Linked DNA regions of Mus musculus: region 2 is linked to region 1. A link is a loop called in an ENCODE intact Hi-C map of the cell type or tissue named here. Cell type or tissue: gastrocnemius. All regions are shown on one strand. Each heading gives the region's core, and the rest is flanking DNA. Links, peaks and the distances in the headings are about the cores only. Region 1 holds the start of Gm38976 (a long non-coding RNA gene). Region 2 holds the start of Dll3 (delta like canonical Notch ligand 3).

Region 1 (16,040 bases), core at 4,548-12,547:
CAACAGGGTGTCTGCCTAAGGAGCACTGTGGGGTACAGAATGGCTCCTTTGGTTGCTTCCCGGAATACTTCCGCATCTGCCGGGCATCCGGAGACCCACACTACATGAGTTTAGATGAGCGGATCTTCAATTTCATGGGTACCTGCACATACTTGTTTACTGCCTCCTGTGGCCAGCACCCATCTCTCCCCGACTTCAAAGTGTTTATAGAAAATGAACGCCGTGGAAGTCAAAGCGTAAGCTTTGTGCGTTCTGTGAAGTTGGAGGCCTTAGGAATCAAGTTGGAGGTGCGCCGGGAATACCAAGGCAAAGTGCTGGTGAGTGCGGCAGGGCGGGAACGGGGGGGGGGGGGGCAAATCCAGGGAAGATCAAAGGCTGTGGTGGAAGCAGAGTGGGATTCATTCAACGACCTTGTGGCTAAGGTCCAGGCCCTGTTACTTTTTCTTGTCTCTGTGACAGTCTCTCAGACTGTCTTACCTCGGTCAGAGATCATAGTCAAATAGTTCTCCACCAGGAGCCTCTGGTCTCTGGGCAGTTCTGCGGATGTGATGAATTCACATCTTCAGGGTCTCAAAAAGAGGTCTTGGTGCTCAGTAGATATTAGAATTTCCTAGTTTTGTCCTTATGAAAGTTTAGAATTACTGACTTGTGTCTAAAGAATGGACCAGAGAGCAAGGTAACAGGTGATGTGAAATGTCCGGTACAAAGTGAGCATTTGTGGTGGGGGTGGGGGGTGGAGATGCCCATTTAACCTCGAAGACTGAGAAAATGTCTGTCCACCCAGACAACATCAAGACCACACATGGTGAGTTCTACTGTCAAAAATCCCAACAAAACAAAAGCCGTGCTGCCAGGCTGCCTCTTCTCTGTGTCCTCTTTCTCCCCAGGATGGGTGCCTCTCCATCACTTCTTTTTAGACTTGCTCACCAGGCTGTCTGCTGTACTGGCCAGAACTTGGCCCAGCTGCCCTGAGGGTCAAACTATTCTCACTCACTAATACTGAAAACCCAGGGCTCTGGACCAGCCAGTTAGACAAGGGTTCAAGAACAACCACACACACACACACACACACACACACACACACACACACACACACACACGTGTCAATTCTGCTTCAAGTCTTCTTAATTTAGGTTTTGCAAATCCACCATAAGTCCCATCCTGTGGTCAAAGATAGCTTCTCTGACATTCTTTAGTCTTTCTATATCGAAAGTCTATAGACACCCCTTGCCCACGAAAGAAAGATAGAAAGAGAGAGAGAGAGAGAGAGAGAGAGAGAAAGGAAAGAAGAGTGAAAGCCAAACTGTGCACGAACCAATCCCAGCACTCAGAAGGCAGAGATGGACAACAGATCTCTAAATTCCAATCTAGCCTGTGAGCCACCGCACTTCTGGAGATCATTCTTGGGGTCATCACTGTGGTTCTCACACTGGCCACACATCTAGTTCCAGGCCAATTAATGCGCACTGAGACCCTACTTCAAAGATAGATAGATAGATAGATAGATAGATAGATAGATAGATAGATAGATAGATAGATAGATAGATAGATAAATAGATAGATAGATAGACAGACAGTACTTATTATTTTTTATAGTGGTGTATGCCTTTAATCCCAGTATTTTGGGAGACAGGATTTCTGTGAGGCCAGCCTGGGCTACATAGTGAGTTCCAAGATAACCAATGCTACAGAGAGACTTTGTCTAAAAACTAATAAAAATTAAAATTAAAAATCTGTGTGTGTTGTGTGTATGTGTGTTGTGTGTGTGTGTTGTGTGTTGTGTGTGTATGTGTGTGTGGTGTGTGTGTGTGTGTGTGTGTTGTGTAGAAATGAATTGTTAGATACTCACACAATGTCTCATAATTATCTTAGAGAATAGCTTGTGCCATGGGGAGAGAGAAGGTGGACAAGTCAAAGTGGGAAAGAGAACGTTCCATGGATCAGCTTCTGATTCCCCAGTGTTGGGTATGGAAAGGCTCTATATAAAGATAGGGCAAAATTATTGATAGGTATTAATACTGTTCTCCCACCTCTCACTTTACCTAAGGCTGGAATATTAATTAACAATATGTATTAAAACAAATAAACGCAATAGCCTTAGACCAGACTAAATGGAGAGGTTTAGAGTGGTACCCGTACTGGGGAGATAGGAGGCAGGTACCCTGACCTGTTGGTCCTCCTCCATCTCTATCCAGGTGGATGGCATCCTTCACTACCTGCCCTTTCAAGCCCTAGGTGGGAAGCTCGTAGTGTTCCGCCAAGGCAAGTACGCCATCCTACGCACGAACTTCAGCCTGTCTGTCAGCTATAACTGGGACACCCATGTGACTGCCAAGGTGCCCAGCAACTATTTTAACAGTGTGTGTGGGCTCTGTGGGAACTTCAACGGGGACCCACGTGATGACTTGGGTAAACAGATTAGAGCAGAAGCCATTGACCCTCGAGACTTTGGAAAGAAGTGGCTGGTATCATCACATCTCGGCTGCAGGACAGACGAGCAACATCTGTGTCCTGACTTCAACAAAGGATTAGTGTCAAATATAACACAAAACTGCAGAATATTTACTAACATATCAGGTCATTTCAAGCACTGTTGGAGAGTGCCTGCCTACAACAGTGCCTACATAGAGTGCGCCTATGATTGCTGCCGTATGCCAGGCCAAACTAAGCCACTGTGTGACACACTGGCCACATACACCGCCATATGCCAATCTTCTGGAGTCATTGTGTATCCATGGAGGACTGAGACACTTTGCCGTGAGTACCAAGAGTATCAACTGGGGATTGAGTCTAATGCTTGTTCGTTAGCTTATAAGTAGCATTGTTTGATCCTTATGCTGCCTGATGAGGAAGGAGCTATGCTTATACCATGAAGCTGAGATCATAGGAAGCCGCTGTATATTCACAATGAGGCTGCTATGAGGTGCTGAGGTATGAACACGGAGCCAGACGTAAGCATGGCATGTTGTATTGGAGAGCTCCCGCACAGCCTGCTTGGCTGGCTGCTTCTCTTTGCTTTTACAGAGCCACCTGCCTGATACGATTGATTCCTGTTTAGGAAGGGGGAACAAGAAATGGTTTGATTTGCTTGGGTTTGGGGTTTGTTTTTTTTTAAGGTTTATTTTTATTTTATGTGTGTAAGTGTTTTGCCTGCATCTAAATCTACTCACCAATGGGCTTGAAGATCCCAAGGAGGTTAGAAAACAATATCAGATGCTCTGGGACTGAACTTACAGATGTTTGTGAACCACTATGTGGGTGCTGTGAATCGAACCTGGGTCCTCCACAAGAGCAGTAAGTGCTCATAACAGCTAAGCCATCTCTCCAGCCCTGTGCTTGATTGTTGGTCTGTTTGTTCATTGTAACACTAAATGCTCTCACTAAAGTGTAGTATAAGTAATAACTTTTAGTTACTAAATACTTCTTAACGCTTGAAATCACTAAACTTATATTTTAATAATACAATAAAATGAAGAAACTAATGCTATAGTCGCTGATATACTGCATAGTGTCTACATACAGGCATGTGTAAGCTTATTTAAAATATGTAACACAAATTAGCATTTATATCCAATGTTAGCAGTGTTATTAAAGATATTACAGATTTACCCAAACCACAGTTGCATCAGAACTGAATCTTATTTCTGAGGTTCAGAAGCTATAACAAAAGGGTATAAAAGGATATTCTCTTGAAGCTACTAAACACAGTGGTCTTTTTAAATTGTGTGCACGTGTGCGCTGTGGAATCAACTGTGTCCACCCCAAAGTAAAAGCCTTTGGTCTTGTTGACCCCTCTCTCTGCAGCAATGACCTGCCCACCTCACAGCCACTATGAGCTGTGTCAGCGAGGCTGTCCATTGACCTGTGGAGACCAGCCAGTGCCAGGAGGCTGTGGCTCAGATTGCTACGAGAGCTGTGTCTGTGATGAGGGCTATGTCCTTAGCGGTGAGGCCTGTGTACCCCTGGCATCCTGTGGTTGCGTATACCAGGGCATTTACCATGCGCCAGGTGATGAGTTCTATCCTGGCCCTGAATGTAACTCCCTCTGCCACTGTGATAAGGGTGGCCTGGTGTCTTGTCAACCCTCACACTGCAGCCCACATGAAGTCTGTAAAGTGTTGGATGGCATCCTGAGATGTGTGGGTGAGGGCTCTGCCACCTGTCAGGTATCAGGGGCTTCACATTACACTACCTTTGATGGCCGCCATTTTGACTTCATGGGCACCTGTGTGCACGTGCTGGCCCAGACCTGCTGGACCCGACCTGGCCTGAAACCATTCACAATACTGCAGGAAAACGCAGTCCAGGGCAACAAGCAAGTCAGTGTGACCAAGAAGATCACCATCGAGGTAGCCAACTACACCCTGCAGCTGGAGCAGAATCAGTGGAAGGTCAAGGTGAGAGCAGAGGTGGGGCCCTAGAGGAGACACGGATCTCAGTCAGGGGTTGATATGTGAGTGGGGCATGAGCAGTGCTCAGTCCAGGAGGGGGCTTAGAGACCCAAGAGAATAAGTGAGAAAGTGTGACCTCAACAAGAGGAGAAACGGATAGGAATCCTAGAGTAAGGAGGCCTCGGGGACCTGGAGCCTTTCCCATGTTGCTTTGTCTTTCCTGTTCTATTCTTAACTGATCCTCTCCTCATCTTCCTATGTGCTCCATCTTCCTCCCACTATACCTGCTCCCTCCCTGTTGTACGACACAATTTCTGAGAAGACTAGAACAAACATCAACTCACCCCTAGATGGAAATTAATAACGGGCCAGAATAACAATACCACCCAAGTTTAACTTGATGAACCAGTGAGTTTATGGGTTTCTTAAAGGAATTCAAACTCATGGATCATAAACAACACAAAGGAAACTGGGAAAACAGAAGTTCACCCCAGCACAGATGATAACTGAGCAAAGCTGAAACCCTGGGGTTTTTTGAAGCACCTTCAGCTAGCTCTACAAGGAGGGGAGTCTCCAAACAGTCCCCATTGCTTATATAACCTTGAGGAGGGAGGGACCTTGAATATCTGCTAAGTTTTAGGAACTTCCTGAGACGTGTGAGTTACTTACTTCCTTAGTCTTATAGAGCTTCCTTTTTAGAACTTCTGCATCCCTCAAGGATGAAATATATTTATGAGAAATTGCTACCCAACACTGCCCAAGCAGTGGTTACTTTCCTACCCACAAGGAGCACTTGAGGTAGTCACAACACAGAAAACTTCAGAGGTGGGAAAGGATCTGTAACCCCCATCATCCCTTAACAACCATAGCAACAACAGTAAACCAGCTGCTTGTTTTGCATGCTGCCCCAGGCCCATTGGCTGCTAAGCAACTGGCACTCTCACCATCAATTTAACCTTGCAATGGTAGCTGAAGAAGGCACCATGATTGGATTCATTTTTTTGGAAGACAAAGTCCCATCACTGTGTTGAAGTTCTTTAGTAAAGGCAAGGCATTTGCTGCTAAGAAACAGCACACTGGGTCCCGCACCACACCCTATTGCTTTTCTGAACAGGAAGATTGAGTCTCACAGGAGAGTGGCATTTGAATACACTGGGAATATCCCCCACTGACATGCAACACACAGCCATTGTCCTGGGAGCAGGAGGTACAAGAGCTGTCACACGGGCTGTATGTGGGTTGCAGGTGCAGCTTCTTCCCTAACAAGCCCCAGGCTCTGAGGTTAGCAGTTGACAGATGAGCAGCTCCAGACTCGTGGGAACAGTCTCTGTTCCTGTCACCAGACCCTAGCTTCCCTGTGGCTGTCCCTCACTGCAGCGCCAGAAACTGAGCCCAGAGGGTTAAGTGACTTGCCTTTATTCACTACCAGCCTGGGGAGGAATGGTGTTAATGTCTTTTGGACACTCTAGACATGCCTAGACTGTGCCTTTCCCCTGCCTCCTCCCAGTCTCCTCACACCTATGAAAAGCCAGTCGGCCAGGAGTGTGATGAGGAAGGGCACATATGTGGTGACATCAGGGGTGCACCAGGCAGAGCCCTCGGGTGATCCTCAGATGAGGCATGGAGCCTGGCTTTGCATCCAGCCACACTTACAGCAGCCACTCTGAGTGCCCCTGACTGCCAGGATGACTTGCATACACAGTCCCAAGCCACAGGGCGTGTCTACAGCCAAAGCCTTTGCAGGCGTCCTGTATCAGATTCACTAGATGACACTCTGGAGACAAGGCACCTGGTCCCTCCTAGACAGACAGGAAGCAGAAATACAGGTGAGTCTCCTGCCCAAGGGCACAGAAGGGTCTTCCCATGATGCTCTTTCTATGGTCTCTGTCCTATCCCAGTGCCTCACAGGACACTTGCCATTTGATTCAGGGTCCACTTGGATCCATGGTGGGTTTTTGGCAAGATTATACTTTTTATTACCCCAACAAAGACCCTTTTTTTTAAAATCTGTTCACATTTCAAGGTCCTGGCTCATATAAGATGCTGTTATTCTACATGTTTTACAAATATGAAAATGGGGGGGAGCAAAGGGTTGCTCAGGATTTCAGTGTCAGACAGGAACATCTAAAACAGACTAGGGACACTTAGTGACAGACTGCCTCAAAGCGCGCCCTCTGAAGCTTGGCATTCCCTGACTCCCAGGTGAACGGTGTGGACATGAAGCTGCCTGTGTTGCTGGATGAGGATAGAGTTCAGGCCTTCCGGCATGGCACAGATATGGTAATCGAGACCAAATTTGGCCTGCTCGTGTCCTACGATCTCAAATACAGCGTGCGTGTCAAGGTTCCCCACAACTACTATAAACACATGTGTGGCCTGTGTGGGGACTACAATGATGACCCCAAGAATGACTTCCAGAAGTCCGATGGCTCACAGGCAGCCAGTTCCAATGAGCTGGGAGACTCCTGGGAAAAAGCTGTGCCAGGTTCTTCCTGCACACCGCGGCCTTCCTGCAAACCGGGACAGGCTTGCAGCCCGAAGTGCTACCCAACTCTGGAGAAGAAGTACCGCGGGAAAGAGTTCTGTGGGCTGATCACCAGCCCCACGGGGCCACTGGCTGCCTGCCACAAACTGTTGGACCCCCAGGGTCCCTTGCAAAGCTGTGTCTTTGACCTCTGCCTGGGTGGTGGGAACCAGAGCATTCTCTGCAGCAGCATCCATGCCTACGTGAGCGCCTGCCAGGCGGCTGGGGGCACTGTCAAGCCATGGAGAAACCAGACTTTCTGTCGTAAGTGATGGGACACTGAGGGGTAGGGAGAGGGGAAGCTTGGGAGACAGGAGTAGAACCCCAACACACACCCTGATGTCCTAGTCAGCCCTCCCTCTCTCCCTGGCAGCAATGGAGTGCCCCCCTCACAGCCACTATGAGGTCTGCGCAGACACTTGCTCCCTGGACTGCTCAGCAATCACCACTCCTATGCAGTGCCTGACGCCATGTTCAGAGGGCTGTGAATGTGACACTGACTTCCTGCAGAGTATCACAACCTGTGTGCCCATGGAGAAATGTGGCTGCCACTACAACGGAGTCTACTATGAGGTAGGAACTCAGCCTTCTTGACAGAGCCCCGGACTTCCTCCTGAACCCAGCCCTCACTGCTTGTCGGACCTATAGCCTTCCCACCATTCCATCTTCTGAATACCTCTCTGCCCACATCTGTCCCCTCCCCTCACCCTGACTTGCTACACCTCGTCCAGTCCTTAATTTTCCTCCCTCTGGTCTACCATCCTCGTAGGAGTAGAAAAGACCTTTCCAAATGTCACCATAGGTATTGATGTTTTAAACTCTTTCCCTGGCTCCCAAAGTCAAGACTTACCTTTGTGTGTCACATCTGGACAAAGATGGCTCCCCTATTGTGAATCATACAGCTGGAGTCCTTCTGTTCTGCTAAGATAAAGATCATGGGTAGGAAAGGGAAAGCATTTCAAGTGCTGATCCTGGGCACTTTGTATCCACAGGTATTTGGTAGGGGTCTAACAAGCCAGAGCTGCTAATGTCAGAGCTCTGGTTCAAGAAGTGTCACAGCTCTTACAAAGGCCTAAGAGGCCAAGGCTTCCTTAGCCCTTAGCAGCAGCCAGTGTTACACCATAGGCCTGGGGTACGAGAGTCCTGTGCACGTAAAGTTCTGTGGAATTTTCCCAACAAACAGAGCCTGTTGTTTCTCTTCTGGTTCTTTACAGCCTCCTGCCATTCCTTGACTTCAGTTCTTCATCCTTCCGCCATCCCCTCCATCCTCACCCCAGTTGCTCTTTCCCAATGCTCAGCCGGCCACTCCCCGCCCCTCCTCCTCACTTCACTCTCTTTGTGTTGCCTGCTCAGCCCTCAATACTAAAAAGCTAGCAGGAAAAGACCACCCAGAAGCAGCCTTTCTTTGGGCCTACTGGTAAGGCCATGGAAGGTGGCACAGGGCTCTGTCTCCCAGCTGCCTCAGGAGGTGAGCTGAATAGCATACTTACAGTGCAGGGGTATTGAGACCACACACAGTGCAGGGGTCTTTAGACCTATCTTAGCTTTGCCTGTTCAGCACCAGTCAACAACATTCCCTGCCAGGCCACCAGGGGGAGCACTTCAGCTCCTGCCTAGAAACGCTTGCATCTAGAGTTCGCAGAGATCTGTGATAAAGTCTAGTGAAAACCAAAAGTCTTCTCCACAGATCCATGGATTGCTCAAAACCACGGATGCTGATCTGTGAGCTTAATCTGGCTGGCTCATTTGAGGGACAGTCCTTTGGCTCAAGACAGCCACAGCAACAAGAGAGTCCAGTAGCTGCCAAGTAGGGAATCAAATATCCTTACCGTCCAATATCTTACAGGAAAAGTGAACACGGGGCTTACGCTCTGAGAACAAAGCATTAGTCGTAACAATATGATTATAATAGTTTTTAAGAATTATTTTTATGTTATGTATGAACATCCATGCATGTCTACACACCATGAGTGTTCCTGGTGGGTGTCGTCAAAGAAGCTGTGGACGGAGGGCATCAGATCCTTTAGGGCTGGAGCTTCAGGTGCCTGTGAGATGCCATGGGAGTCCTGAGAATCAAACTCAGGTCCTCTGGGAGAGCAGTCAGGGCTCTTAATGACTGAGCCACCTCTCTAGCCCTGGTTTATAGCAACTAGCCAGTGCCTCGAGGAGAGACGTACCCCATCTTCTGCCCCATGACCACAAAGAGGAGCCTTGTCTGTTATAGCAGCTGTTCACTTCCTCTGCTTCCTCCTTTTGCTCCCCCACACGGAGGACTGCCTTAACGTGTGTGTGTGTGTGTGTGTGTGTGTGTGTGTGTGTGTAGTAATAAAAGCAAATGTGTGGGTGTGTGGCAATGCTCATGGACCTGTGTGATGTACACAGATAGACTTTTGGTTATGAAATCAAATGTGTGATGTCAAGAGATGAGAGAAAGTGTCCGCCATACACCTGTTTGTTGCTTAGCTTGCACAGTTATGATCTGTTCTTGCTTCACCTTCACCCCTTTACAAAGCAGCCTGGATTATTGAAAAGCTGTCTCTCTACTGTCACCTGTGCTTCACACATTGTATTAAGGCAGCTGTACTTGCCACTTTTCCCCCAAGACAGGGTTTCTCTGTGTAGCCCTGGCTGTCCTTGAACTCTCTCTGTAGACCAAGCTATCCTTGAATTCGGAGGTCTACCTGCCTCTGCCTTGCAAGTGCTGGGACTAAAAGGTGTGCACCATCACCACGACCCCGCTCATTGTACTTTATTAGTTCTGTCCTATCATTAAGTATCTACTGTCTGCCAATGAGAAAAATGACACATAAAGAAACTGAGCTGCGTTGTTTAGAGTTTGGGAAGAGCCTGCACCAGAGCCTTTGCCCTGATCCTTCTTCCTTCCTCCTCCCTCCCTCCCTCCCTCCCTTCCTTCCTTCCTTCCTTCCTTCCTTCCTTCCTCCCTCCTGCCTCCCTCCTTCCTTCCTCCCTCCTCCTCCCTCCATCCCTTCCTTCCTTTCTCTTTCTTTCTTTTTTAATGAGATACTTTCTTTATTTACATTTCAAATGTTACTCATTCTTTCTTTTTTGGTGGTCTTGGCATGTGGCCCTAAGTGACTCACTATGTAGTCCAGACTGGCCTCAAACTTTCAACAATCCTCTTGCCTCAGCCTCCCTAGTGATAGGATAATATGCCCGGCATGCTTTGTTTGCATTGACTGTTAAACTCTGCTTCTCCTAAACAGTGAATTTTCTAGAATGAATGGGTGAATGAATGAATGAATGAATGAAGTGGATGGATGGATGGATGGATGGATGGATGATGGATGGATGATGGATGGATGGATGGATGGATGGATGATGGATGGATGGATGGATGGATGGATGATGGATGGATGGATGGATGATGGATGGATGATGGATGGATGGATGGATGATGGATGGATGGATGGATGGATGGATGATGGATGGATGGATGGATGGATGGATGATGGATGGATGGATGATGGATGGATGGATGGATGATGGATGGATGATGGATGGATGGATGGATGGATGGATGGATGGATGGATGGATGAGTTGAGCCCCAAAGCCATGCAGTACCTCAGCCTCACTGGCAATGGACCACACTGCTGCAGTTGCTTTGTATACTCCAGTTCCTTCTGTGCCTGAAACACTGGGAATCGGCCTCCGCCTCTGGTTACTGATAGCATGCTCTCTGTCCCCACAGCCAGAGGAGTCAGTTCTCATTGAAAACTGCCAGCAACATTGTGTGTGCCAACCAGGCAAAGGCATGATGTGCCAGGATCACAGCTGCAAACCAGGACAGGTGTGCGAGCCCTCAGGAGGCGTCCTGACCTGCGTCACCAAAGGTGCTGGGCAGTGTGGCTGGGCTGGTGTGGGGGGACACAGGACACGGGCTGTGTGGCTGGGCTGGTGTAGGGGGACACAGGACACGGGCTGGGAGCTGAGGGTGACAAGCTTCATGGTGAGAGGTTCAGAGGGCTGTGGATTGAGATGCCAGACCTTAGGCTGCGATTCTAGGAGCCAGAGGCAGAGGTCATGCAGGCTGGGTGTCAGGGGGCTTTAAGGCTGCGGGAACCCTGGGGCAAGATTTTGATGGTGGAGGTCAGAGGCCCTTGGAGTACTGCAGGATTGGGCGATCTTTTGTTCTCAAATGCAGTGACAATTACCTAAGTTTGCAGGCCACATGGCCTGGAGTAAAACTTCTCACTGAAAAGCAGATTTATTTACAACTGCAAGCACCAGAAGGTTCTGAGTTCTTGCCCAGGGGCTCATTGGGTTGGACATGGGGCTTCAGAAACCAGCATCGGAGTCCAGGAATCGCTGGGCTAATCAGAGCTCTGAGATTCTAAGGTGGTTGTCCCCAGGGTAGAAGCAGAAACAAAATCAAAGAAGAACCTTGACTATGGTACCGTCCAAGCAGAGGCTCATGATTTTGGAGATGCAGGTCTCAGAAGAGGCGCCCCTCCTTCAAAACTGGGGACACAGTTTTAACCTCAAAACGGTTTCTCAGGAAGGCAACCCTCTCGTGCAACGAACGAAGGAGGAGGACTCCAGAGTTAAGGGCCGGGCTGGGGTTCTCAGAAATGATGAGCAGGACTGCAGGGTCGCTGAGGGAAAGTCTGCATTGATCAGGGTCCCAGCAGGAGAAAGGAAGTTTACTATGGCAAGGGATTCACATATTTGAGGATGTGTGCGGCTAAGTCCCTGCTTAGCATATGCTGCACCCTGGAGTCCACCCACAGCTCTGGGGCTGGGGAAGGGCACTGCCAACACCGATTGCTATAGGGTAAGGAAGAGCGCATGCAACAGACGACTCATTGAGTGGCCCCTGCAGGGTTTCCTTCACCACATAAGAAGGCAGGGATAGGGAAGTGACATACCCTGAGGCTGTCTCAGACCTCACTGGCGAAAGCCTGGCTGAAGTGCTGAGAAAACTCAGCCGGAAGCAGCCAGCTATGTATCTAAGTGACCAGCTAGAGAGCCAGTATCCAACCTGCCTCAGGCCTCACGGAGTCACCCCCACTGCAGCAGCAGCAGCAGCCAGATGAGCAGCGCAGGCTGTGAGGACAGGCGCCCCTGCCTCCCGCAGACTCCCCAGCGCCCTCTGCTGACAAAGCTTCCAGACCGATTTCAAACAGGAAACAAGACAGAGGAGCAAGTTTGAAGGCTTGAGGATGACACACAGAGATTGTATGTGCACCCCATAACTAGAAACCTAGGGGAGGAAGTATAGAGGCACTAACACGGAGTCTTGGACATGAAAGCTCTCCAACGTAATCATCAGTACTGAGACTCCTGAGGCAGAACACAGTGCCACCTGCAAATGGAGCTAGTGCCTCAGGCCATAAGATGTAGACTGGGGACCAATTCAAAGTGTGAGACATTGGGACCCCAGACACGGAAATCTCACCAGGAAATCCCAGGACTGGGGTCTTGAGCATAGAGACATAGGGTCCAGAAGAAGGTGTTTGATCCTCCCTGGAACTGGAGTTACAGACGACTGTGAGCCTCCATGTGGCTGTAATGAGCCAACTCCAGGCCCTCCATGAGAACAACACATGCTCATAACTGCTGAACTCCATCTCTCTGGCTTTTCCCCAGAGCAACCCTAGGACCTAGGACTTAGGTGTCAACACTGTTGCCTGGAATCTGGTCTCCCTCCTAGCACATTCAGAGCCAATATGCCCGGTACCTCGTGGGGTAGATTCTGGGAACAGCCGTGTTGGTGGTAGGCAGCAGCTCAAGAATATTGTCTCCTCTTTCCATAGACCCATGCCAAGGTGTTACCTGTCGGTCACAGGAAACATGCACAGAGAAAGATGGCAAGGGTGTATGCAGAGCCAACTATGAGTCCAAGTGCTGGGTGTGGGGAGACCCTCACTACCATTCCTTTGATGGCCTGAACACTAATTTCCACGGGACCTGCAGTTACCTGATGGCAGGAACTGGCTGCCCTGGCACTGGTGCTGAGGGGTTGACCCCCTTCAGTGTCATTACCAAGCATGAGAGCCAGAGCGACCCTAAGGTGTCCTACGTGAGGAAGGTCACCGTGAAAACCTACAACACCAGCATCACCATCCACGAGAAAAAGACTGGCAGAGTTCAGGTATGATTAGTGGGACCTAAGACTCTAAGAAGGCCAGCGTTGGGAGAGACCTTGATCAATCAAGAGATCTAAAATAAACCCCAATGGCAGATCTCTTTCCCAAGAGCCTGAAATAGTGGGTTAGAATGTCAGCCAGGAAAAGCCCTTGGCCAGGGTAATGGAGGAAGCGGGACAACAGAGGATACAGCTCCACCCGCACTGCTCCCTGACCCCTGCTGGACTCCCTCTCTCCCCAGGTGAATGGAGTTTTCATGGCCTTGCCTGTGTACTTGGCTGGTGGGCGGATTTCAGTGATTAATGGAGGCTCAAAGGCTGTGCTGGAGACTAACTTTGGGCTTCAGGTCACCTACAACTGGAAGTGGAGGGTACACGTCACACTGCCCAGCAGCTACTATGGTGCAGTGTGTGGGCTCTGTGGGAACATGGACAAAAACCCCCAAAATGACCAAGTCTTCCCTAATGGCACAATGGCACCCTCAATACCTACCTGGGGTGGCAGCTGGCAAGTTCCAGGGTGGGACCCTCTTTGTTGGAATGAATGTCAGGGGTCCTGTCCCACATGCCCAGAGGACAGAGTGGAGGAGTATAGGGGTCCTGGCTTCTGTGGACCTCTGGACCACGACACAGTGGGTCCCTTTACCAGCTGCCATGCCCATGTGCCTCCTGAAAGCTTCTTTGAGGGCTGTGTGCTGGACGTCTGCCTGGGTGGTCAAGTCAAAGACATACTATGCCAGGCACTGGCTGACTATGCTGCTGCCTGTCAAGCTGCTGGCATCAAAATCGAGGACTGGAGGACTCAGGCCGGTTGTGGTGAGTGGTGGGGAGCAGGACAAGGCCTGGGCACGTGACACTGGCTCTGCTGGGCTGGGCTGGCTTCACTCTCACCCTTTGCAGTCTTTCAGCTGGTTTCTGTTCATGCCTGTTTCCTGGCTGTGTCTGTCTGGTCTGCAGCTCATCTCTCTCTGTCTGCCCTTCACGCCATCAGCTCTACTTTGTCACTTCGTCCCTCTCTGACTATGTCACTGGATCTGCAAGTCTCTCTGTCCCCTTCTGTCTCTGTTGATGTCTCTCCCCACTCTGTCCCCATAGGCCAGTTCAACATTGTTCTTGGTTTCTCTCTCCTTCATCTACAGAGATCACCTGCCCTGTCAACAGCCACTACGAGCTCTGTGGCCCACCCTGCCCAGCCAGCTGCCCACCCCCTGCACGACACACAGCCCCAACTGCATGTGATGGGCCCTGTGTGGAGGGATGCCAGTGTGACAAGGGCTTCGTCCTGAGTGCTGATCAGTGTGTTCCCCTGGATGGTGGCTGTGGCTGCTGGGTCAATGGCACATACTATGAAGCAGGCACTGAGTTTTGGGCTGATACCACCTGCTCTAAGAGGTGTCACTGTGGACCTGGAGGTGACTCCTTGGTCTGCAAGCCTGCCAGCTGTGGGCTGGGTGAGGAGTGTGCCTTGTTGGCCTCTGGAGAGATCGGCTGCCAACCTATAAGCATAGCTGAATGTCAAATACTGGGTGATCCCACATACATCACCCTAGATGGGCACCGGTTTGACTTCCAAGGCACCTGCGAGTACCTGCTGAGTGCACCCTGCCATGCACCACCCACAGGGACTGAATACTTCAATGTCACCGTGGTTAATGAGCATAGGTGCAGCCAGGCTGTCAGCTACACACGAAGTATCACTCTGCGAATCTATGGCCTCAGCTTGACCCTCAGTGCCCACTGGCCCAAGAACCTACTGGTGAGTGGGCTGTGGCCCCACAGAATCCATTCCAGTCTCTGGTGTACAGAGCATCTTTCCCAGCATGGCGGGAGTGTGAGACCGGTTCAGCTTAGAGCCTGTGGGACCAGGAAGACTGGAGGCAGTGGTTTCCCCAGGCTCAGCCTTCCAGTATTCCTCTGTAGGGTAGATTGTTAAAAGGTACCTGCTTAAGGGTAGCACAAAGAGCCAATGTACTAGTCTGTGCTATTACTATAACCAGAAATCATGTGTCTTAATACAACTGATTCTGAATGGTGTAGGTAAGATTGAAGCACAAACACACTGGACTCAGCTGGTTCCCCTTTCCACATCCACAGGTGGATGGAGAGATGGTCAAGCTGCCGTTCCAGCTGCAATCACGGCTCCTTGTTCACCTAAGTGGCATGGGCTTGGTGGTACACACCTCCTGGGGGCTCTCCCTGACTTTTGATGGAAACAGTTTCATGCGCCTGCGCGTGCCCGCAGCCTATGCTGGCACCCTCTGTGGCCTGTGCGGCAACTACAACAAGAATCCCAACGATGACCTGACTGCAGTGGGCGGGAAACCTGAGGGCTGGAAAGTGGGCGGATTTCCAGACTGTGACCAATGCCAGCTTAGGACTTGCCCAAAACCCTGTACACCTGAGGAACGGAAACGTTTTGGTGGCCCCAATGCCTGCGGCATTATCACGGCCCCCGAAGGCCCACTAGCGCCCTGCCACAGCTTTGTGCCACCCACGCAGTACTTCGAGGCTTGCTTGCTGGACACCTGTCAGGTTCAGGGACATTCAGGAGGCCTCTGTCCTGCTATAGCCACCTATGTGGCAGCATGTCAGGATGCCAGGGTCCGACTTAGAGAATGGAGAAAGCCAGACTTCTGTCGTGAGTACTGACCCATGTAGCTCCATAAGACAAGGCATCCCCTCCACCTCCTGACAGAGATACACCTTGGCACTACTACGGAAAAACTCCAGTGGAGTACAGAAGGACCCAGGGCACACCCAAAGTCAGAAACCCTGCGTGTAGACCACTCTGGAGGTTCATTTTCCTAACGGACTTGGATAGTGACAGTTACTCAGCAAGGAACCCCTGTCAGAGGCCACATCTCAAGCCCCTGGACCATCTCCCACACTGGAATAGAGATAGCCACACAGAGGTGGTCAGATAGCCCAGTGGTGTCTGGGGAGACACTACATGGCCTGCCACATGCAGGTCAGACATCAGACACTCCGCTGGGATCAGCACCTGTCCCCAGCAGATCC
Region 2 (16,040 bases), core at 3,764-11,763, 150 kb after region 1:
TGTACAATAAAGCCCTTTCAAAGAGTCTCCAGTCGGTAGGGGGAGGTAGAGATTGGACACCACAAAGTAAATAAAATCATTCAGGCTCCATCTCCAGGCGATGATAGAGAAGGGACAAGATAGAGAAGGGGCAGGATCAGGCCTGAAAAAAGAAATGAGAAAGAAGCGTTAGAAAAGATATTGAGGGTGGGAGGAGCTGGCTGCCACTGAGCCAAGTGTCCAAAGCCTGGAACGTGGGAACGTGGGTCGAGGATACCTCTCGTGCATAAATGGAAGGGGCTGGTATGACATAAATGGATCTAGAGTCTCCATCTTCAGGATGATTCCAGTCAGCCGACGAACTGTGGGAGGAGAGAAACGGGGGACAATTCAGACCCCACGAATTCTCATTTTTTTATTTCCCACACCCATCAAAGAGGGAAACCGCAGACTGGCAAGGGAGAATTCTGCAATGACCCCATCAGAAGAGGGCTAGGGCTAGAACACCTGGGTAAGAAAGTCCAATCCGATAGAACCAGACCAGTCAATTGGCCGCAGTGACAAGGTGTGTCGCCCTCACCTGGGGCCATCCCCAGCACCGTCTTGTAACCTCAGGTTGTTGAGTGCATCCGGGAGCGTGTGGACCGAAGGCTCCCGGGTCCCAGAAAGCAGGCGAGTCCCGGTATCCTGGCCAGGACCTCGGCGGCGAACGTGGATGACCAAGAGTGCGGCGCCAGCCAAACCGGCGGCCACCAGCAGCCCCAAGGCGGGAGGCAGAAGAAAGCGCTGTGGATCCGCCTGCCTCAGGCCCCGCGGGGCGGCGGGCACCGCGTCCGCGCCGTCCGGGCGCACAGCGAACTCGCATCTCACGCCCATGTAGCCGGGCGCGCAGGCGCAGACCAGGCCAGAGAAGTGGGCGTAGCAACGGCCTCCATGCGCGCAGGGGCGGGAGGCGCAGGGGTCGGCGCGTTCTCGGCAGTCGCGCCCGCCGAAGCCCAGCGCACAGGAGCAGCGGCGCGAGCCGCCGCCCTCCACGCACGTGCCGCCGTTGGCACAGGCGCGGCCGGCGCAGTCGTCCAGGTCGTGCTCGCAGCGCGGCCCGGCGAATCCCGCGCGACAGCGGCAGCGCAACGCGTGGCCCAGGTCCAGGCAGAGGCCGCCTGCGGGGAAACGGTGTCAGCGCCAACCGATCACCCACACCCTGCACCCACGCACCCACTTGTGTCTTTTCTACTGTTGGACCATACTTTAGAAGTTCCCGGTCTGAATATCTAAAGAGCCACATCCATGCCTTTTTAAAAATTTGAACAGGTCTCGGTATGTGGCCAGCTTGGAACATAGGGTCCTCCTGTATTCTCCCCTCAAGTGCGGGGTTACAGGTGCAAGGCTGCCCATGGCTTCTTGAACCTAATCACCTCTTTCCCGCTCCTTTCTCCCCCGCCCACCCTATTTTCCTCCAGGTCTCTCTCTCTCTCTCTCTCTCTCTCTCTCTCTCTCTCTCTCTCTCTCTCTCCTCCATTCCAGCCCAAAGCCCCTGTGCCCTGTGCCCTCATCCAGCCCTGATGCCTCTGAGACCTGAGAGTGGGCAACAGAGCCCCTGGGAAAAGGCAGCTACTGGTACTTGCAAAAGGGCATTGTCTAGTACCGTCCCTTCTGTCACTCAGTCAAAGGAAACAATTAGCCCAGGTGAGCTTTGAATTTATGGTTCTCTGGCCTCGGCCTCCAGAGTGCTAACATGTTCAACTGTAAACAGTATTTCAGACTCAATTATCTACCAGGGTCTTCACATTCATCTTATTTAACCCTTGGTTTGGGGTTTTGCTGCTGTTTGTTGGGGGCTAGCCTGGAACTTATATATAGCCCAGAATGACCTTGAACGCCTGATCCTCCTGCCTTCACCTTCTAGAGTGCTGGGGTTTATACGCGCAGCTTGGCTTCATGTAACCATTTAACACCCGTGTCAAATCGGGGTTCTCCCCAGCCTAGAATCTTCCTGGGCTCCATCTCACCCAAGTAAAAACCGAAATCCTCCCCCCCCCCCCCCAGGGTTTCTCTGTGTAGCCCTGGCTGTCCTGGAACTCACTCTGTAGACCAGGCCGGCCTCAAACTCAGAAATCCGCCTGCCTCTGCCTCCCAAGTGCTGGGATTAAAGGTGTGTGCCACCACTGCCCGGCCCAAAGTCACTATCACCATCCTAGCAGGTTACCTGGTCTGCCCCTGTCACCAGCCTTAGCTCATCTGTCACCAGTCTGTTCTGGCCACACTGTCCTCTCTCTTGAACCACAACAGGGATTTTTGGCTTCTTACTCTGCTAAATTCCCAACACCTAAATTAAAGCCTGACAGGCAGTAAAATCTTAAAGACCTAGGAGATGAATATTCTTCCTGTTTCATGGGGGGTGGGGGGGTCATGTCTCCAGGACATAGGGTACACAGGGCACACAGGCTGTATTTCCCACCCAGGATCATCTGAGTCATGCAGAGACCCCATCCCACCCCTAGCCGCTCTGGCTTCCCCACCTCACCATTCTGACATGGCTGCAGGCTACAGCGGTCCACCCTCTTCTCACAGTTAGAGCCTTGGAAACCAGGTGGGCAATGACAGACATAGGCAGAGTCAGGATCTTCACCGCCAACACACAAGCCGCCATTGAAGCAGGGTCCATCTGCGCACGTGACCCCGCTCACCTCACATCGAAGCCCGTAGAATCCCCGGGGACAGGCACATTCAAAGGAGCCAGAGGTTTCCTGAATAGAGAGACAAGCTGGCTTTGGGCAAGAGACTCCTTGGAGCCAAATCTCTTCCTTCTATACCACTATGGGTGGCTTAGTTCATCCCCAAGTCCCAGGGTATAGAATTTCCCCCAGGAACGCTGCTCTTCGATCTAGTCCATGTTGTTATTCCTACATGTGAAATCCTAGAGTGGGTGAAGCTCTGGAAACCCGGAAAGCTGTTCCCATCACAACTGAGCCTACCACATGGCACCTACCTGCCCTGCCCCCCCATACACACACACACACACACACACACTACTCACTTCCCCCATGAGAGCAATTTTAAAAGACAGGTCTCTCTGCTCTCTGTCCCCGGAGGCCTGGATGACGTAGAACTCAGGAGCCTCAGTGTCCCAAGTGCTGGGGTTACAAGAGTGAGCCACACCACACCTACCACCACGAGAGCTTCTTTCCTGCCCCGACCCCCACCTGAAGACGAGACTCGTCATCGTGCATGTGCAAGGCAAGTGGTCAGACACTGAGCTGTGGTTCCATCTTCCCCACTAAGCTCCTTAGTGTGCGAGGGATTGAACCCTGGGCCTCTTTAATGTTAAGAAAGCGCTTGACTCCTGAGCTGGGACCCCAAACCCTCACTGGTGGACAAGTGCGCTATCCCTGAGCCACACACACACCCCTCCTCCTCCCCCCACCCCCTTATTGGAAGATTCTAGGCTGGCCCTCTGCTGAGCCACGCCCCTAACCCCCTCACTGGTAAATTCTAGGCAAGGGCTCTTACTACTGAGCCCTAGCCCAGCAAGGAGGCTTCACCGAGCTCCCTTTCACGGGCCCTCTCTCTGTAGCTTGCATCTCGTCTCGCCCAAGCTGTCGGTGTCAGAAGGCCCGCCGGACTCTACTCTCCCAGCGACCTCCTTCCCAGCTCCGTTCCTTTGCTGCCTCCATGCCTGCCACTCGCCTGGCCTGCCCTCTCTAGCTGCCTCCTGTTTGCTCTGCCCAGGGCCCATCCTCAGGAAGCTGTCTGATGCCATCACCTTCCATATGTGCCCCATCCTAAACCTTTCAACTCACAGAGACCCCACAGGGTATCATTAATGCTGCTCACACACCTTATGACACTGCCAATTTACTTTTTGCTTTTCAATACCATTTCATACCCTAATCCTGCTTTAAGGTCCAAGTTGCAGGCAGGAGAGCCTGCCTCCGGGAAGGCTACCAGATAGTTGCACCCGGGCTTCCTCCCGGGCCAGGGGAGGAGGGGGAGGAGGCCCGTGCTGTAACTCACAAGGTAAAGTTCTAATCAGGTCAGCCATGGTGATGGTGACACAAACCTGTAATCTAGCACTCAAGGTGGCCGAGGCAGAAAAATTAGGAGTTCTAGGCCAGCCCTTTGTTAATCAGAGTTCCAGTGAGGGTTTTATTTAGCTAAAACCTATCTCAAAGAAAGCAGGGTGTGGTGGGCTATCTCAAAGAAAGCAGAGTGTGGTAGCACACTCCTTTAATCCCAGTGTTTATGAGGCCTAGATAGTTCTCTGGGAGTTCAAGGCCAGCCTAGTTTACATAGTGAGCTCAAGTCCAGCAAGGGGCTACACAGTGAGAGCCTGGGGTACGGAGGAGCTGCCAGGAAGATAGTTCAGTGGGTAAATGGTTTCTGTGCAAACATGAGGACCTGAGGTCAGATCCCTAACACCCATGTAAAAGCAGGCTCGGTGGTGCACACCTCCGATCTCAGTGATGCTAAAGGAGTAAAGACAGAAACACTGACCAGACAGGCCGGCCGAACTGGCCAGCTCAGGCTCAGTGAGAGTCCCTGACTCAAAAATTAATTGAAAGCCGGGCGGTGATGGCGCACGCCTTTAATCCCAGCACTTGGGAGGCAGAGGCAGGCGGATTTCTGAGTTCAAGGCCAGCCTGGTCTACAGAGTGAGTTCTAGCCAGGGCTACACAGAGAAATCCTGTCCTCGAAAAACAAACAAAACAAACAAACAAAAAAAAAAACAAAAACAAAAACAAAAAAGATACTGACACTACAGCTGCCCCCATTGGCACATGGGTTCCCATCACAAGGTCCAGGCCCAGGTAAAAGGCATCCAGTGCTGGCAGGACCAGGAACCCTGGAGTTCAGGCAGCTACTGGTGGAGACAGGGACCGTGCAGAGGGGTCCAGTCCAGCCCTCCAGGCAACGGCATTCATCAGGCTCTTCACAGTAGCCGTGCTCGGGGCTGCAGCCTGGTCGACACACAGCTGCAGGAAGCAGAGGAGAGGCAGAAAGAACAAGACATGAATGCTAGAGCAGGTTGGGACCCAGGGCCCTCGGTTCCCTAAAGGAGATCAATGGGATATGAGAAGGAACTAGGATCCGCGCTTAAGTAGTAGCGCAGGGCACGCATAGGGACTCACACGGGGCTTCGCACTCGTCTGGGAATGGCGTGCAGGGTCGCAGTCCCGGGCCACACCGCGAGGGGGCACTGCGTGAGCGGCACAGGCGCGCGCAGGCGGCCCCGACGGCGGGCGGCTCGCACCGCGCGCGGTAGGAGAAGTGCAACTCCCATGTGCCTGTGCGCTGCACATCGCGGGCCCACGGGCCCCCAGCCGCCAGGCGTCTACGGCCGACCACACGTGCTAGCAGGTTCCAGGCGGGCCCTGCGGAAAGAATGATGTAGAGCACTGAGATTCAGGTCATCCCCACCCCTCCTGGGAATTCCTGGTTAGGTGAAGAGTAGAAGCCCTCCTTAGCAAGCCTGCCCTCCCCTTAATGCACCTAGGGACCTGCATGGCATATCTAGTGTTAAAATAACACTAACTCCTAAGATAACTCCTGTATTTGTTAGAATATTAAAATAGGAGACTTCTAACATCTTGTGCCATCAATAGCTACGGACAGGATCTCCAAAAGTGAAGTCATAGCGCCCCCTCAAGGTCTTATGCGTAGTGGCTCCACTCATGTCTAATCCCAGCAAAAGCCTCACAAAGGGCAGAGTTAAGCCAGATGGATGGCCTAGTACCAATGGAGGAGCCTTATCCAGAAAGCTAAAAAGAGACAACCAACCTCAAAATGGTGGTTCATGCTCACAACGCCAGCACTTGGGAGGCGGAGGCAGGAGAACTGTGAATTCAAGGACAGCCTGGGCTACACAGCAAGTTCAAGGCCTGTCTACATTATGTGACACCCTGTTTCAAGAAAAAGACTTAAATTTTAGGTGCAGCATAGTGGGGATAATTCCTATAATGGGCATTTTGAAGACAGTTTGGGCTACATGAGACATTGTTTCAAATACAAAATCAAGGCCAAGGAGATGGCTCAGAAGTAGAGTGTCCCAGGAATCTACTAGGGACTAGGAGCAAGGCTCAATGATGGAGTCTTGCATAGCATATGGGGAGTTCTTCTCTATTACAACAGATAAGATACAATAAATGGATTTTGGAGCCCTTTGTCTCATTTTGGGGTCAGAGATGCTCAACCTCTCTCAGGACATGGTCTTTACATTGCTACCATTAGGAATTTTGAATTATATTTATACCCAGATTGCCCACAGATCCAAAACCACTAGCCCAGCACCACATCCTAGGAGCTATGATGACATCACAAGCCCAGCAGGAATGCTCCACTTTAGAGGCAGCCCATTATCAGTCCTGAACTCAACACTGCCCCTTCCTACCCGTGAGACACCCACCTCCAGCATGCTCTCCCAGCTGCTCTCTCCAGGTTTCAATGACGAGGGAGAAGGTGCCCTGGTTGGACAGAGAAGAACGAAGAGAGGAAGCCGGTGGTCAGGGAAGCTCACTGACCTCCAGAACACAGCACGGAGTCTGGAAGCCAGCTCTGGGACTGAGCTACGGAGCATTCCCAGAAGGAGCTGCCCCGGGAGCCAGGAGCATTTTGGTCTCATTCTGGATACGCCATTGTGCCAAGTGTGTTTGCACATACCTGTAATCCCAGCGCTCAGGAGGCTGAGATAGGAGGGTTTCAAATATGAGGTTAGTTTGGGGTATCTAGCAAGACCCTGTCCAAAAGGACATACTAAGGTGTTCCCATCTACAGGTGAGGAAATAAAATATGGAAAAAGTTCCCAACAATGTCTACATTTCAAATACGGGCCCTGATTCTTTTTGAGATGTGCAGGGTACAGGGATGGGGACCAGGATTCAGTAAGTGACCTGATGTCCCAACCAAAAGAACTAAGGCTGGAAACATGAGAGATTAGGTGACCTCAAGAAAGTGCTTGAGAGGAGCCCCAGGTCCAAAGAAGAGATCTAGAATAAAGACAAAGACCCCAACTCGACTTGCTATTGCACCCCATAACTCCAGCACTTGGGAGATGGGAGTGAGTGAAGACAGGAGGATCAGGAACTCACGACCAGATTTAGCTACATAGTGAACTCAGAGACAGCCAGGCTTGTCTCTAAAAATACAAAACAAAATACAAACAATAACAACAAAACAGGATGAGAAGAGGATTCACTGGGTAAAAAACACTTACTGAAAACCTTAGTCCAACCCCCTGGGTCCCACATGGTAAATAAAGGGCAGAACTGAAATTGTCCACATATCGCTGTAAAGCGTATTCGTGAGTATAACACACACACACACACACACACACACACACACACACACACACACACACACAACCACAAAAAGATGAGAAGCCCAGTTTTAAGACATCCCTGAAGAGAATAGCGGAGGGGGTCTGGGAATGTGGGTTTCGGAGAGGAGGGGGTAGTAAAGGCTCTGGGGCACGGGATGGTGTCGGGAGCTGGGGGGGGACAGAAAGAGGTGGAGGTTGGACTCACCGGCCAAGCATCGCGGAAGGGCACACGTACGAGGCCATCAGGCAGCGGCAGGGCAGCCGCTGACTCTCCGGGGTGCTCCGTATAGACCGGGACGCTCGTGCTCAGTGCTGCGCCCAGGGCGCACAGGGACTCGGTGGCCTCCTGGGAGACTCCGGGCTTCAGGCAGACCCTGAAGAAGAGGCGGCAAGGGCCTCGGGCGTTGCAGGGGGAGCGTGGGGTCCCGAGGCCTGGGCCTGGCCCGAAAGAATGAATTTGTAGCTCGAAGACACCAGCTGGCAGTGCCTGGGACAGAGAGGGCCACAAGGTTAAGGGACCTAGGTATCTGTGTGCCCCATGAAAGTCTCTAAGACCTCCAGGTCTCGGCCCAACCCCATCTGTTCCTTTCCTTTCTGTATCTGACCTGAGGAAGAAGAAAAGCCAGGATCAGCGTCTGGGAAAGCGGAGACACCTGCAGAGAGACCATTGCTTTGGGGGACAGGATGGGGAAATAGTCTCAGGAGTCGCAGCTGCTGGATGCCGGAGTCTTATATTTGAGGGGACGCTCCGCCCCTTCAGGCCAGTCTTTTAGCTACCGGCCGAGAGGGGTCCCAGGGAAAGGGATACAGTAACTCTATGTGGGCGACTTGGTGAGGTTCATCCTGAGTGTGATTGCATGCGCCAATCTGAAAGCGGCAGGGGTTAATTTCTAAGATACTGTGCGTACTGAAGTGGGAGAACGGAAATACAGGTGCATTCCTCTCTATCATGTATGTACTTATGTGAGCTCCTGTCCGCTGTGGAGGACCCTATGAACCCATGAGTGCAGTGAATGCGTCTCCAGCCGGCTGTGTGTGAGGTTGTGTTTCGGAGCCCCACAGAGGAGGCGGTGAGGAAGAATCCTGAGTTCTTTGTGTGGACCCCTGTGTGTTTGTGGAAGACCTCTCGTGTGTATGCATGTGTGTTTCCCCTTCTTAAAACAAAGCCCCCCCTCCGCGAAGCCAGTATCGCCACCAGACGCCAGGCTAGGATCCTGGTCTTGGAGGGGCCTCCCAGCTGTATGTAAATGTCGCCATCTGCCGGGCGGCCGTGCCCCTCCCCCTTGGGCCGCAGCTGGGCCTCCCATTTGGGCTCAGGAAGGTGTGAGAGGCAAACGGACAGGAAATTAGTCTTCAGTCTTCGGGCACCAGGGCCCCACTCTCCACCCCAGATGAATGGAGCTGCTCATCCCACCCCGGGGGGCGAGGAGGTGGGATTTCGCAGGATCCAGGCAAGTAAAACAATTTAGGTGCAGGTGCCCAGGCTAGTGTGCTGAAGTCAGACGGTGAGCAAGGCTGCAGAAACAGAGGAAACCCACTCCCCACCCCCAGTAAATACTAAGTTAATACTCAGAGCTAGTAATTTTAGGGAAAATATAAGTTGCTCCTATATCCACATTTGTCTTGTAGAGGGGAGACGGCTATAGTCCCACTAAATGTTTAGTCGAAAAAGAGGCGTGGGTGGGCATGGCAGACCTGTAATCCCAGCAGTGCAGAAGCAGGACAAACAAGAGAAAGAAGCCAGCCTAGACGACATAAAGCCTTTCTCAAAACCAATACAGGAAAATACCACAAAACCCTACCACACCTGGTTTTGCTTCACCACGAGGCAAGGTGGTATTTCCAGAGCTCTGAATCACAAATAAAGCAGACTTTAAGGGATTTCTGAAAGTCTTAGCTGTTTAGGACTTTGTTACGCACAGAAACAGAGCCCCTGCTAAGGCCTGGGGTGTGAGGAGGATCCTGGAGCAAACACATTGTGAACAGCAAAGGCTGAGGCCCTGGGACGATCATGCCTGCCCGACCAGCCATCCCAGGAGCTTTTCCTCTCACTGTAGACTCTGCTGGCACACACCTTCCAAAGAGGCGCTCCAGATCATTCCATCCGGTCTAAAACAGCATCTTCCAGCTGGTGAGATGACTTAGGCAGGGCACTTTCTGCCAAGCCTGTTTTCACCCGTGGATCCACATGGCCAGGAACTACCCCCACCACTCTTCTCTTACCGGATGCCCATGCCTACTCTGCCCCCAGACATATAAAAATATAAAACAAACAAACACCTCTAAGGCCCCAAACCACTGCTTCTCTCCTCAGTTCTCTTTCCTGTGAACACTCCTTATGCCTGTTAGGTTAGCACTCCGGCTGAGCTACCACCCCAGCCCTTGCCTAGTCTGAGACAGAGTGGCCAGCCCAAAACCCTCCACACTCCTGCCTGCCTGTTTCCCGAATAGCTAGAATTATAGTCTTATGTGTTCCCCTTTTCTCTGCCCCCATTTTTTATCTCTATCCCCCCACAACTGCCTGCCTTACATCTCCCCTGAGGGAACAGTAGGACACTGCTTCCTAGCAGCCTTGTTCACTACTGTCTTGGGGTGTGAGGAGGGGACATGACTATACACACAAACGACTCCACACAGAGAGCCCTGGAGAACAGGGCATTTGGGGTTAAATGCTTCCCGCCTCATCATATGAGCACTGTCTCAGGGCTCCTGCACCTATGTTCAATTCTCTCCTCCAGTGGGAGTGACACGAGACAGGGCTGAGGTAGCAGACTTAAGTCACATTTCAAATCCATTCTAGAAGACTGTAGGGGTACATGTTTATAACCACAGTACTCAAGAGGCTGAGGCAGGAGGGCCAATTAAGTGCAAAGCCAATTTGAGCTACATAGCAAGATCATCTCAGACATGAGGGCCCCTCCCTCAGAGGGCTCTGAGGGACCCCAACTCCAAAAACCACGTTCCCTCCACCCACAACCCATTCCACCCAGGATCCTATCCCTACAGCAAGCTTTGGTCCACTGTTGTTCTTTTAATCCCAGCACTGAAGGGAGAAGAGGCAGGCAGTTCTCTGTGAGTTGGAGTCCAACCTGGTCTACTGAAAGAATTCCAGGCAGCAAGTTATACAGTGAAACCTGTCCTGGAAGAAGGAAAAAAGAGAAGGGAGTCCTCAAAATCTGCTGGGAGCACCCCTCTGTATTGCCTAGTACTCTGGGCTGAGAGCTTTGGCTGCTGGGAGCACCCCTCTGTATTGCCTAGTACTCTGGGCTGAGTTTTGGTTTTACTTGTAACTCTTTGTATAGTGTCTTGCTACATAACCAGTTTTGCTTCAAACTTGACAGTTCTCCTGTGTCTTAAAAGCTGAAATTACAGCCCTGTGGCACACCAACCCTTCCCCCCATGGTACCACCAAAGGCACTTTAAACAACCTAGAATGCAGTCTCATCTGACCCATGTCTTCAAACTGCCAAAAAAGCATTAATTTTTGGTTTTACGCAGGCTAATACTAGATGCTGGCTGGAGCAGGGGCTTGGGTCAGATGCTCCACCCTACCTCAGACAGGAAGAAACTAAGGCCTTAAGTCTTTTTTTTTTTTTTTTTTTTGATTGAGACAGGGTTTCTCTGTGTGACCCTGGCTGTCCTGGAACTCACTCTGTAGACCAGGCTGGCCTCGAACTCAGAAATTCACCTGCCTCTGCCTCCCAAGTGCTGGGATCAAAGGCGTGCGCCACCACTGCTTTGCCTTAAGACCTTAAGTCTTAAGTACCTTGCAGTAGCTTGCCAAAAGTTTGCGTGGCTACTACACAAGAGCCTATCAATTTGTGAACTATTTTGGGTGGGCTGGAGAGATGGCTCAGCAGTTAAGAACACTGGCTGCACTTGCAGAGGACATAGGTTCAATTTCCAGCACCCTCATAGCAGCTCCCTCACAACCTTGGGGGATTCCAAGCCCTCTTCTGGCCTCCATGAGTTCTAGAATAAGCACACGGTGCATTGACAAAGCACATATATACACATTATAAAAACGAATGGACTATCATTGGGGCTGGAGAGATGGCTCAGGTCAACAGCACTGATTGCTATTCCAGAGGACCTGAGTTCAATTCTAGCACCCACATAGTGGCTCAAAACTGTAACTCCAGGTCTAGGGGATCCCACACCCTCACAAAGAAATACATACAGGCAAAACACCAATAAATATAAAGAAAAATAAATTAATTAAAAAACCCTATTAGTGAGCCGGGCGTGGTGGTGCACGCCTTTAGTTCCAGCGCTTGGAAGCAGAGGCAGGTGGACCTCTTGAGATCACGGTTAGCAAGCTCTACGCAGCGAGACCATGTCTCCAAAAAGACAAAGCAATCGTATTTCTGGCTTCTATGAGGTGTGGCTGACCGCACAGCTCCAGAACCACATTCCCACAGAGCCACACACGGCAGCTAGGCTGACAGCCCTCGAGGCGGCTCCCCAGAGGCCAGACTTCTCTTTATTTCTACAGCACACAAGGAGTCCAGAGCCAGAGAAAGAGGGAGGGAGAGAGAGAGAGGGGCTTTTCTTTGCCAACTCATAGAGTATATGGGAAGACATGTGCAGCAGAAACCCAGGTTTTCAGTTTCAGGCTGGCAGGAGCCCCACTCCAACGAGGCACTCATGGCACCCAGCCCTGTGGTGGTGCTCAGTCACTGTGAATGACGACCGAGTCCAAGACCTCACCCCAGTGCCCCATCTGGACTCTGGACACAGGCATTGTGGCATCTGGGACTCGCTTTATTGGACACATAGCTGTCCACACTTTGCCGTGTAAGGGCTGGGGCCCAAGGCTCAGGCATCAAGTCTCTGAGGAAGCCTAGAAGTCAGGGCTGCTTGGAGCGAGGCCACAGTCGGCTGGCGAGTGAGCCAAAGGAGAGGCCCTGCCTGTTGGACTTGGAGAGCTCGGCCAGGCGCTGCTGCTCCTCCTGGGGATGAGGGACAGAAAAAGACAAGGGTCAACTCAGAAGCCTGCCTGCCGTCATACTCAGGCCCAGTATAGAACCCGAGTCCACCCGTTAGATCCAGAGCGTGGAAAGAGCAACTCTTAGCCCCAGGGGTGCAGGACTAACATGCCCGAGGCCAAGCGTCCACAGATCCCTGTGCACAAGCTCTACGCACACAGTCTACCATGAAAGGTCTCAGGACCACCCAAGGCCATGGACTTATCTTAAGTGCTCACTATTTTCTGCCTCTAGCCCATGCTGCAGAGCCCTCAGAGCAGCCCTGCAAGGCAGGCTGTGTGAGAGCCCCACCGAGAGGCCAAAGCCAAGAAGACGGTGCAAAAGTCCAAAGTGCCCAGTAGGGACTAGAGCCTAACCTGCTCAAGCCGGCTCTGCCGCTGTTTGAATGCCTCCAGTGGGTCATCCTCTAGAGCATAGTGCTCCAGCACCGTCCGGACGTCCTCCACTTGGTTCAGTGCAATGGCTGTAGGCACAACAGGTAAAGGGGGTACTAGTTAGTCAGGCCTTAGCATGACCCAGGGTAGGGTCAGCACATCCTGAATGTTGTCAGTGCTGAGAGGGTTCCTCCAAACATGACCAAATAACCCCCACGAGAAATGCCTGGATAGCTCAGAAAGTTCCAGAAGGCTCCAGGATACTCATAAATCTCTTCCACCCCAATTGCTCAGTTTTATACTAATGACAAGCCAAAATCAAGTGTCTGCCATTGTCTTCAGGGTCAAGGGTTCTGGACCAGACACTAAGGTAAGTCTCACTCTTGAGGAAGGCAGACAGGTCCAGCAAGACCCGGTCATCTGAGTTGCCATCCCAGGGCCGCAGGGCAACACCGTTGAAGGGCTGGAGGCGGAAAGCTTCCTTCTTGCAGTCCACGACTACTACTCGGGCTGGGTCCCGATTCAGACAGGAGATGTCCTGGAAGTGAGTGAGAGGATCAGCTCCCCACCCTGCTGGCCGCAGAGTGGACAGACAGACAGACACTCAAGGACGTGCCTTGCAAAGACTCCCAGATACAGGTTATGGAGGGTAACCTCAGGCTTCTGAGAAACTGGGAAGCTGGTCACATGGACACCTAAGCCAGGGGTCTCTGGAGAGAGCATGGGCTCTATCTGGTGGGATCAATTCATACCCCAAGCCTGCACCAGGCTACAAGACTCACTTCAAGCCAGGAATTACAGACAGGCCCTTGTCAAAGCCTGAATTTATACCATGAGTCACCAAGACATAAGGGAGAACCTAACAACACACGTCTAATAGGGGCCTGGTCACTACGTTTCGATGCTTGGCTAGCCAAAGAAACAGGTTCTACGACAGTCCCAAGCACAGCCTCACGGAAGCCACTTACAACCCCAGAAGCAAGGCCTGGGCCCCCACCCCTTAGACAACCTGGAGGCAAGCACTGACATCAGAAGGAGCAAGGCCCCTTTTCTCAGCGGTTTAAGCACCCCCAAATCTATCCCAGAGGCCCACCGTCATCCCCACATGGCACCTTCACATGATGTCCCTCCATATATCTGGTGGCGTCCCGGAACAGACGGTAGGAGATGAAACCGTGAGGGTCCACACTATCAATGAGTGGAAATGCAGTCTGCAGGGACGGAGAGAAGGAGAGATGAGGCTAGGTCCAGCCCGGGCGTCTGTCAACACACCTGGGTCATTGCTGCCTCAGAGCCTCACTCACCATGCCAGTCTCTGATGTGAAGATGACTATTTCATACAGAGGGGCAAGCTGCTGGAACAAGGTCTCGATGCCTGGACGCTTCTTAAACCTCCAGCCAGTGGCCAGCTGCAGAGGCAGTAAGGACAGGGGAGTGTTTAGACCAGAAAGCCCAAAAGGTCAAGACCCTGCCTGAGGGCCCCAGAGGCAGGCATCTGTCTACTTCTGGGGGCCGAGGAGCATACGGCTTGGCCCCACTCATGTGGTACAACAACTCTAAGCCAAAGCCAACTCATGTTTGTCACCCTAAAGTAGGCACCAAAGGACACAAGAAGGAAGAGAACACATGGCAGTGGGGCTGACCCCACCACCACTCCTGACCCAGCCCCCCAGAGGATCCCAACACACTGCCTTCTGCAGGACACACCGACCACTCTGGGTGCAGAAGGACCCCGGTAAGCTCCAGGACCAGTGTATAAGGTGGCTGGTAGTAGGGCTCCCGCAGAGGGTCTGGGAGAAGGCAGGGACTGGTGGGCTCGATGATCATCTGCAGGAGAGAATGGGCCGCTCATTCAGATACAGGGCATGGGGGGTGGGGACTGAGCACAGCCCCTCTACACCCACCCCACTCACCTGTCTGTAATCTTTGAAGTATTTGTATGTCCGGCGCAACTGCTGAACCAGAATTGGATCTAAAACACCAGGCACAAAGGGATTCCAAAGTAAGCCACTGTTCCACCTCCAGGACAGATGAGCTTATGTGGAGCCCTGGCTGTCCCAGAACTCACTCTGTAGACCAGGCTGGACTTGAACTTATATAAAGATCCCCCTGCCTATCTCCCAAGTGTTAGGATTAAATAAAAGCATGCCTACTTTCATGGAGGTATTTTTATTGGTTGTAATACTAGCATCTGATGAGTAGATACCCAGAGGACGGCTTCAAACATCCCATAACACACAGGACAGACTCCCTGCAACAAGGAACTACCTGGTTGGAAGTAGGATCAAAGCTGAGTTGCAGCAGCACAGGCCTGTCGCCCAGCTGTCTGGGGGCAGCCAGGATTATATAATGAGTTTGAAGTCAAAGTAGGCAATTTTGTAAGATCTTGTCTCAAAGGGGATGGGGTGGGGATGGCTGCACCAGCAGGCAGGAGAGATGGCACCCATGTCAAGAGGATGACAAACACCTGTTACTGTAGCTGCAAGGGACCCAAAGCTCTTATCTAGCCTTTGAAGGCATCTGCATCCATGGGTCAGCACACACGCACCTCATTTTAAAATGAGACAGCAGTGAGGACGCAGAGCCCTTGCCCAGCACCCATCCTCCAACCCCAGCAGCCACTGTCCTAATAAAAACCATCAGTGTTAGAGCCAAGGGTGAAAACTCTGGGTTAAATGAACACAGGAAAATCAATGGAAATATTTCAATATGTTATTCTTACTCTAGCTCTATCTGTGAGCCTGCCTCTTAAAAGACACAATGTTGAAGCCAGTTTAAACTAGTAGGCACACTTTAACCTCCCATGTCTACCTGCCCAATTTAGGTAATTTGTTTAAACCAGTGGAGAGCAGGGCATGGTGGTGTAGGCCTTTAATTCCAGCAATTGGGAGAAGAGACAAGTGGATCTCTGTGGGTTTGAGATTAGCCTGGTCTACACAGTGAGCTCCAGGACAGCCAGGGCTACATAGAGAGACCCTGTCTCAAAAACAAATAAATAAGAAAAAAAAAAGATAAAACAAGGGGGTTGGCCTCTCCAGTTAAAAGAACAGACTTACCCATCTGCCTAGCATGAACAGAGCGGTCAGTGCTTGTACATGCTGTCTGCAGACCTCCCACACAAACAGGGGCCTTTCGGACCCACAAACGTCACCTTCTCTAAGAAAAGGTCCGGTAAAAACCACAACTATTCCACTATCGAATTTATTGGAAGTCCCTTAACAAACTCTGGTAGTCGGGGTGTGTGGAGAAGCAGGGCAGAGACACAGACACAGACACAGAGAGACACTGTTTTGGAAATGAGGCATGGGTTGGAGTAGGGACTTGGGGATTTAAAAAAAAAAAAAAGGTGTTATAAAAGAGTGGGGTCAGGGGCTGCAGATGCCA

Evidence for each region. A loop is a pair of places that touch in the nucleus more often than their neighbours do. Peaks named below come from ENCODE experiments on the same cell type or tissue, not always from the same donor. Only the 100,000 strongest peaks of a DNase experiment are listed, where the experiment ranks them.
Region 2: a loop joins it to region 1, with 5 times the contacts of the local background. A loop is called at or near these places in 17 of 42 quality-filtered maps.

Annotation. Positions count from the first base shown.
Region 1 is chr7:28,140,028-28,156,067 of GRCm38, forward strand. 9530053A07Rik (RIKEN cDNA 9530053A07 gene) reads left to right here. Exons shown (of 20, transcript NM_001164655.1): 5 at 1-317; 6 at 2,196-2,757; 7 at 3,805-4,397; 8 at 6,594-7,179; 9 at 7,289-7,488; 10 at 10,626-10,767; 11 at 12,691-13,028; 12 at 13,265-13,838; 13 at 14,162-14,778; 14 at 15,117-15,660. It overlaps Gm38976 (a long non-coding RNA gene), which reads right to left and starts at 8,475. Exons shown (of 3, transcript XR_881918.1): 1 at 8,406-8,475; 2 at 7,766-7,836; 3 at 6,068-6,190. It also overlaps the pseudogene Gm21925. In gastrocnemius, for the core only: CTCF peaks have their summits at 8,503 (motif pointing right) and 12,043 (motif pointing left); DNase peaks (open chromatin) are centred at 7,020, 8,506 and 12,013.
Region 2 is chr7:28,293,785-28,309,824 of GRCm38, forward strand. Dll3 (delta like canonical Notch ligand 3) reads right to left here and starts at 8,001. Exons shown (of 9, transcript NM_007866.2): 1 at 7,900-8,001; 2 at 7,500-7,781; 3 at 6,383-6,440; 4 at 5,109-5,351; 5 at 4,735-4,952; 6 at 2,504-2,726; 7 at 560-1,139; 8 at 257-341; 9 at 1-142. The coding sequence starts at 7,962. The coding sequence ends at 137. Timm50 (translocase of inner mitochondrial membrane 50) reads right to left here. Exons shown (of 11, transcript NM_025616.3): 5 at 14,570-14,628; 6 at 14,364-14,483; 7 at 13,961-14,065; 8 at 13,769-13,867; 9 at 13,038-13,194; 10 at 12,639-12,745; 11 at 12,042-12,246. The coding sequence ends at 12,145. In gastrocnemius, for the core only: CTCF peaks have their summits at 5,629 and 8,567 (motif pointing left); DNase peaks (open chromatin) are centred at 5,238, 5,612, 7,665, 8,035 and 2 more places; H3K4me3 peaks cover 970 bases.